2 separate regions of the Homo sapiens genome follow, and region 1 is linked to region 2. Evidence: chromatin contacts called from ENCODE Hi-C or POLR2A ChIA-PET data. All regions are on one chromosome and are shown on one strand. Each heading gives the region's core, a stretch centred on a gene start or an enhancer-like site at or near the end of the contact. The rest is flanking DNA. Distances are from core to core; before and after follow the strand shown.

Evidence for each region. A loop is a pair of places that touch in the nucleus more often than their neighbours do. ChIA-PET counts read pairs that join two places held with the same protein, here RNA polymerase II (POLR2A). Pooled maps may share reads with other maps.
Region 1: a loop to region 2 is called in a pooled map, with 2.5 times the contacts of the local background. The contact joins the promoter of PPM1M here to the enhancer-like site in region 2. A Hi-C loop is called at or near these places in 1 of 168 maps with a recorded cell type or tissue (cardiac septum) and 1 of 50 pooled maps. POLR2A ChIA-PET finds 5 or more read pairs at or near these places in 3 of 52 experiments (B cell, GM12878 and naive thymus-derived CD8-positive, alpha-beta T cell).

Annotation. Positions count from the first base shown.
Region 1 is chr3:52,244,398-52,247,097 of GRCh38, reverse strand. It overlaps PPM1M (protein phosphatase, Mg2+/Mn2+ dependent 1M), which reads right to left and starts at 1,339. Exons shown (of 10, transcript NM_144641.4): 1 at 1,050-1,339; 2 at 286-403; 3 at 1-124. The coding sequence starts at 1,273. RefSeq lists silencers at 996-1,055, 1,096-1,465.
Region 2 is chr3:52,024,386-52,027,085 of GRCh38, reverse strand. No RefSeq gene overlaps it. Among named protein-coding and RNA genes, the nearest start is that of RPL29, 30 kb to the right of the region's middle. Within about 2 kb of position 1,395, at least 5 of the 41 ENCODE cell types and tissues checked have a DNase peak (open chromatin) inside an H3K27ac peak, as active enhancers do.

The DNA.
Region 1 (2,700 bases), core at 90-2,589, 220 kb before region 2:
CCAAGCCTTCCACCACGGCCTCCAGCTGCCGGCGCAAGCAGGAGTGCAGGGTGTTGGCAGCCAAGATGGCTGCTGCAGGACCGCCGTGCCCATCGAACAGTGCCCAGTAATGGCCTGTCAGGAACTGCACAGGAAGGGCTCAGTGTCAGCCTCTGCCTGACTTCCCCACTTGTCCCCTGACGCAACCTAACTAGGACCTGGGGCAGCAGGGTAAGAACCTCAGCCTGCAGGTCGTGGCCCCAGCCTGTCGGAGGGATTCCAGCCAAGAACTCAGACTGCACTCACCTCCTCTGGGCACAGGGTCAGCCACTCTTCTTCAGCCCCAAACTCACATCTCCGGATGCACAGCTTCCCACAGGCGGCTTGATCCTCATTGAATTCAGATTTCTCTGCATTGATAATCCTGAGGCCGGGAAATGGTAAGCGACCCTCCAGGGACACACCTATGTCCCCATGGGCACAGGGACCCAAGCCAGCACAGGGAGAAGACCCCTCCCTCTGGGGCAACAGCTCCCCAGTGCTGTCCCTAACACACACTTAGACAACCACGATGTAAGCTTCCTAACTTCACTGGCCTCATGGCTAAGGTAAAAGTCAGGGCCCAGCTCCTCTGGAGCCTACCTGGTGACCCAGGGCTAGACGGTAAGGGTAGGTTGCCATTCCTGCCCCTGTCCTGTCGCAGCCCAAAGCCCTGTCCCATACAGCGCAGGTCATACCCAGGGTGAGATGGTGGGGGTAGAGGGCGAGGGGAAATCTCCAAAGCCCCGAATGCTGGAACTCTACCGAGTCTCTGGGCCTCATCTTGGAAGCCCCTGGGCTGCAGGTCCTTCCCGACCTCCTGTCTTCTCTGAGGGGGAGGTCGGAATCCCAAGGAAAACGCTGGGTCGGGATGACCGGGAAGTTGTCAGGATTCGGAGGTGAGGGCAAGAAGGGGCTGTCCACAGGTGGGTGGGGACTGTCACTCAGCTCCTCCCGCTTTCTAGGCGGGCGCAGGACCCGAAGCGGGTTCAGGCCCGGGCCTGAGCTGGGGGTCGGGGAGGGGCACTCACTCGGCGTAGCCTGCATTCCAGGGTAGCGTGCGTCCTCGTGCGGGGCTGCGCACGGGCCGGGAGTCTGGGCGGCGCGAGGCGTCGGCCGCCCCGGGGCTGGAGCTGGAGCCGCGAAGGAAGCGGGGCCGTCGGTAGGGCACGGGGCTGGCATGCGGCCCAGGCGGCCGCGGCGCGGGGAGCGGCTCCCCAGGCAGGAAGCGGCGCCGGAACCAGCCGGCGGACATGGCGCGGCGGCAGGGGGCTGCCCGCGGAGCGCGGGGCGCTAGGGCTGGGCCGCCCGCGGGAGGAAGAAGCGGGCCGCGGGCGGAGCCGAGGGAGGGGTGCGCCGGCGGGAGGCGGGGCCGGGGGCGCGCAGACGGGAGGCGTCGCCCCCCAGCCCCGACCTCCGCCCGGGAGTGCGTGCGCGGCTGGTTCGCTGACTCCAGGGGTCAACGCTCGCGACCGCCTGAAGAAGCCCACGCCGGCATCAGCCCCATTTGACAAGCAGGAAAACCGAGGCCTAGAGAGGCGAAGTCGCCTGCCCAGCGTCCCACAGTAGCCAGGGAGGACTGTTCACCCACGCTTGCGGGGCACTGGTGGTTGAGAGGAAAAGTCCCCCACACTCCGCGGGGCCAGCGTCGCGCAGATCCTCGGACCTCCTCCTGCTGGGTGGGGACCTGACGCAAGGGGAAGATGGGGACAAAATGAGCTGGGAGGTGTCAGACCCCCACATTGAGTAAATGCCACCGAGCACAGGTTCCTTCAGGCGGCCTCCAATCCTCTCCACCCCGGCCTGCCACCCTCCACCCCAGACGGGCTTAGTGGGCACCTTGGCTTTCCCCGTCCTGAGAGGCTGCTGCCACCCTCGAGGACAGTCTTCCAAATGGCTGTCCCTGCATTCAAGATGTCTTCGCGGAATAGACAGCAGGATCCTTACTGGACTGTGAGTGAGTGACGGACAAGAGAAATCTGTGTGAGTGTAAAGGGGAATCCGTGGTCCCCCAAAGGCTCCAGCTGGTCCGAGTTCAGACCTGGGACGGAGGGAAGTGAAAGACGAGGAACCATCTTGCGGTCTCTCAACCACTGGCTAGCTGTCACCAGGCGGTCAGCCGCAGTGTCCCCTTCACATCTGCGAGTTAACAAAGCACTTTGTCACCCATTTGTCACTCAAGTCCAACTCCCTGTGCAAAAGTGTTACTTTGGCCGGAGGCAGTGGCTCACGCCTGTAATCCCAGTGCTTTGGGAGGCCGAGGCGGGCGGATCACTTGAGGTCAGGAGTTCGAGACCAGCCTGGCCAACATGGTGAAACCCCGTCTGTACTAAAAATTAGCCAAGCGTGGTGGTGTGCGCCTGTAATCCCAGTTACTCAGAAGGCTGGGGCACAAGAATCGGTTGAACCCAGGAGGCAGAAGTTGCAGTGAGCCGAGATGGAGCCACTGCACTCCAGCCAGGGCAACAGAGCGAGACTCAGTCTCAAAAAAAAGAGTGTTACATCATATGGACGATTCTGAGGCCCATGGAGGGGAAGTCTTGGACACCCAGGGCTGTACTATTTCCATTATGACAATGCAGCTGACTCAATCCTCGCCCCCAGGGCACTTCTCTTCCCCTTTCCTCCTCCAGGAAGCCAGGGCTTGCCAATTAAAAGCGGCTAAGGCTCCACAGCCCAGTG
Region 2 (2,700 bases), core at 146-2,645:
GTAAATTGTTAAAATCTGGAAAGAGACTCCAACAAAGTAGGAATCCAATTTGGTTCCCACAGTGGGGTAATCAGCTTAGGAAGTCCATTCATGATGTTAACTACAACAATGGAATGGAAACATTTCAGTTGATACTAGATAGGTTTTTATATTTATTTACTCCACACTGGACACACACACACACATATATATATATATATATATATATATATATATATATATATATATATATTTTTTTTTTTTTTTTTTTTTTTGAAATGGAGTCTCACTCTGTCGCCCAAGCTGGAGTGCAGTAGTGCATCTCAACTCACTGCAGCTTCCGCCTCTGGGGTTCAAGTCACTCTCCCACCTCATTCTCCCAAGAAGCCGGGATTACAGGTGCGCACCACCATGCCCGACTACTTTTTGTGAGTTTGGTAGAGACAGGGTTTCACCACGTTGGCCAGGCTGGTCTCGAAATCCTGACGTCAGGTGATCCACCCACCTCAGCCTCCCAAAGTGCTGGGATTACAGGTGTGAGTCACCGTGCCTGGCTTGAACATATATTGATTAAGCATCTGCTCCAGGGCTCATCCAGGGGGTGAGGTGATGGGATAGAGCAGTGACCAAGAGAACACAGCCTGCTTTTTGTAGTGGGTGCAGACACCAATCGAATAAGCATACAGTTAAGGTTCTCACTGCAGATTCCATGAGGAGCAGAGCAAGGGGCTACAGGAGCAGATGCCATGACAGCTGTCATAGTCTGGGGGCTGAGCAAGCTGCCCTGGGAGAGGGCTGGGATCTGAAGAGTAAGTAGGAGTTAGCAGGTGAAAAGGACAGAGAACATATTCCAGGCAGAGAGAAAAACCTGGGCAAGGGCCAGATGGCTAGAGGGACCATGAAAACCCGAGAGCATTTGGGGCAGCTGGAGTGGAGGGAGGGAGTCGAGTTCCAGGGAGGAGGCTGGAGTGTGGGTGGGATCAGGGGCACACAGGGCCTCATAGGTCCAGCACTGGGGAGCCGTGACAGGCCATGCAGAAGGAGCAGGAGGTCAGGGGTGATTTTGAGAGGTCCTTCTCTGGCTGCTGGGTGGAAGGTGGCTTCGGTAGGATTTTACTCCCAAAAGTCTGGAGTTGATTTTGCTGGTGTGGCCAGGGCTGCAGGTTTTGTACTGTTCCCTGTGGTCTCCCCATGCCTGTCTAGACCCAGGGCTCCTGGTCTAGGAGGGCAGGGTGTGGGTTCATGGCTAATTCATTTCTGAGGGCCTAGTGTCCATCACAGGGCCAGACACGTGGCAGGGGCCGAACAGATGTGTGCTGAGTGAGGGAGGTCACTAATGGGGTGCTCCACTTGTCTGTCAATGCCCATGAAATTGTCTGGCCCTGCCTCTACCCGCTGGCTTGTGTCCTCAACCTGGTCAGTCCAGGCAGGATGTGCAGGCTGACAGGCCAGGCATCCAGGAAACAGACTGTGTGCCTCTCCTCACGCGCACATGTTGGCAGCCAGCTGGGGAGGCTCTAGCCTGGAACCCACCTCAGCCATCTGGGGCCATATTCCCAGGACAGATCAGATGGGCAGCTAGTGTTATGCAGCCTGCAGAAGCCCAGGGCCCTACCCACGGAGTCCACCCTGACCCCAGACTCCATTCAGGCCGAGGCGGGAAAGATGAAAAGTTGGGGGCAGAGGGTGGGTAGAGGTTAGGATGCAGAAAACCTTGGCTGGGAGTTTGAGGGGAGAAGCACCTCACTCAAGAAGGACTGTCCAACAGCTGCAGCTGGGCAAATTTACCAGGCAGTTGGTAAGCAGTGAGCTCTGTGTCTGGAGAGGTATGCAAGTGAGATCAGGAGCTGGAGGATCTCCCAGTTCCTCTCTTCCACCCCGTTAGGAATATTCCCCACTAAGCATCCTCTGTCCTATTTGAGCCCTGAAAGCCATCCCTCTCCTGCCCCGGAGCAATCACTGTGGCTGCCACGGCTATGGGGCCTCCCCTCCCCACCTCACTTGTCTCTTCTGTAACACAGGGGTGGGTGAGCTCAGGGAGGTGTTTTCCTTTTATTTCTGCATGCAGCACCAAACAATAATTGCACTTATTCTCAACATCTAGAATAATTTTCTTCTAAAAGAAAACCACAAAAAGTCCCAAGTCAATTAGCAAAAACATAGGAAGCCACCTTCATTTCAGGTCACGTGAAATAAAACCCGTGTCCCATGTTTTCCTTGAAGTAAATTTAATTATTTCTCCAAAGGCCTGAGGCCATGTGGAAGGGGCCTAAGGGAGGCCAGTGTGAGAGATCCCAAGGAGCCCTCTGTTTGGGTCAGGCAATGGGTCCAGCCCTGCTTCTGCACAGCACCCCCCACCCCCTCACCCCTGCTCAAAGGCCTCCTCCCTGATGAAATGCAATCCTCCCAATGTGGCTGACTGACACTCCTCCCCACCCCCTAATCTGGACAAACCAATGTTTCCACCCACTTCTTGATGCCCACTCCCTCACTCTCTGCTCCTGGGATTTTCGTTCAATGCTCCTTCCTCCTATAATTGTCTTCCCCTCTCTTCCCCTCACCAAGAGCACATTCATTTTTTGGGGTCTCAGTTTATATGCCTCTTCCTCCAGGAAGCCCTCCCTAACCTCACCAGGCATTCCCACAGCCACCTGTGCACCTTCTCATTCTGTCCTGTACCTGGCACAGAGAATGTACCCAGAAAGTGTTTTTTGAATGAAT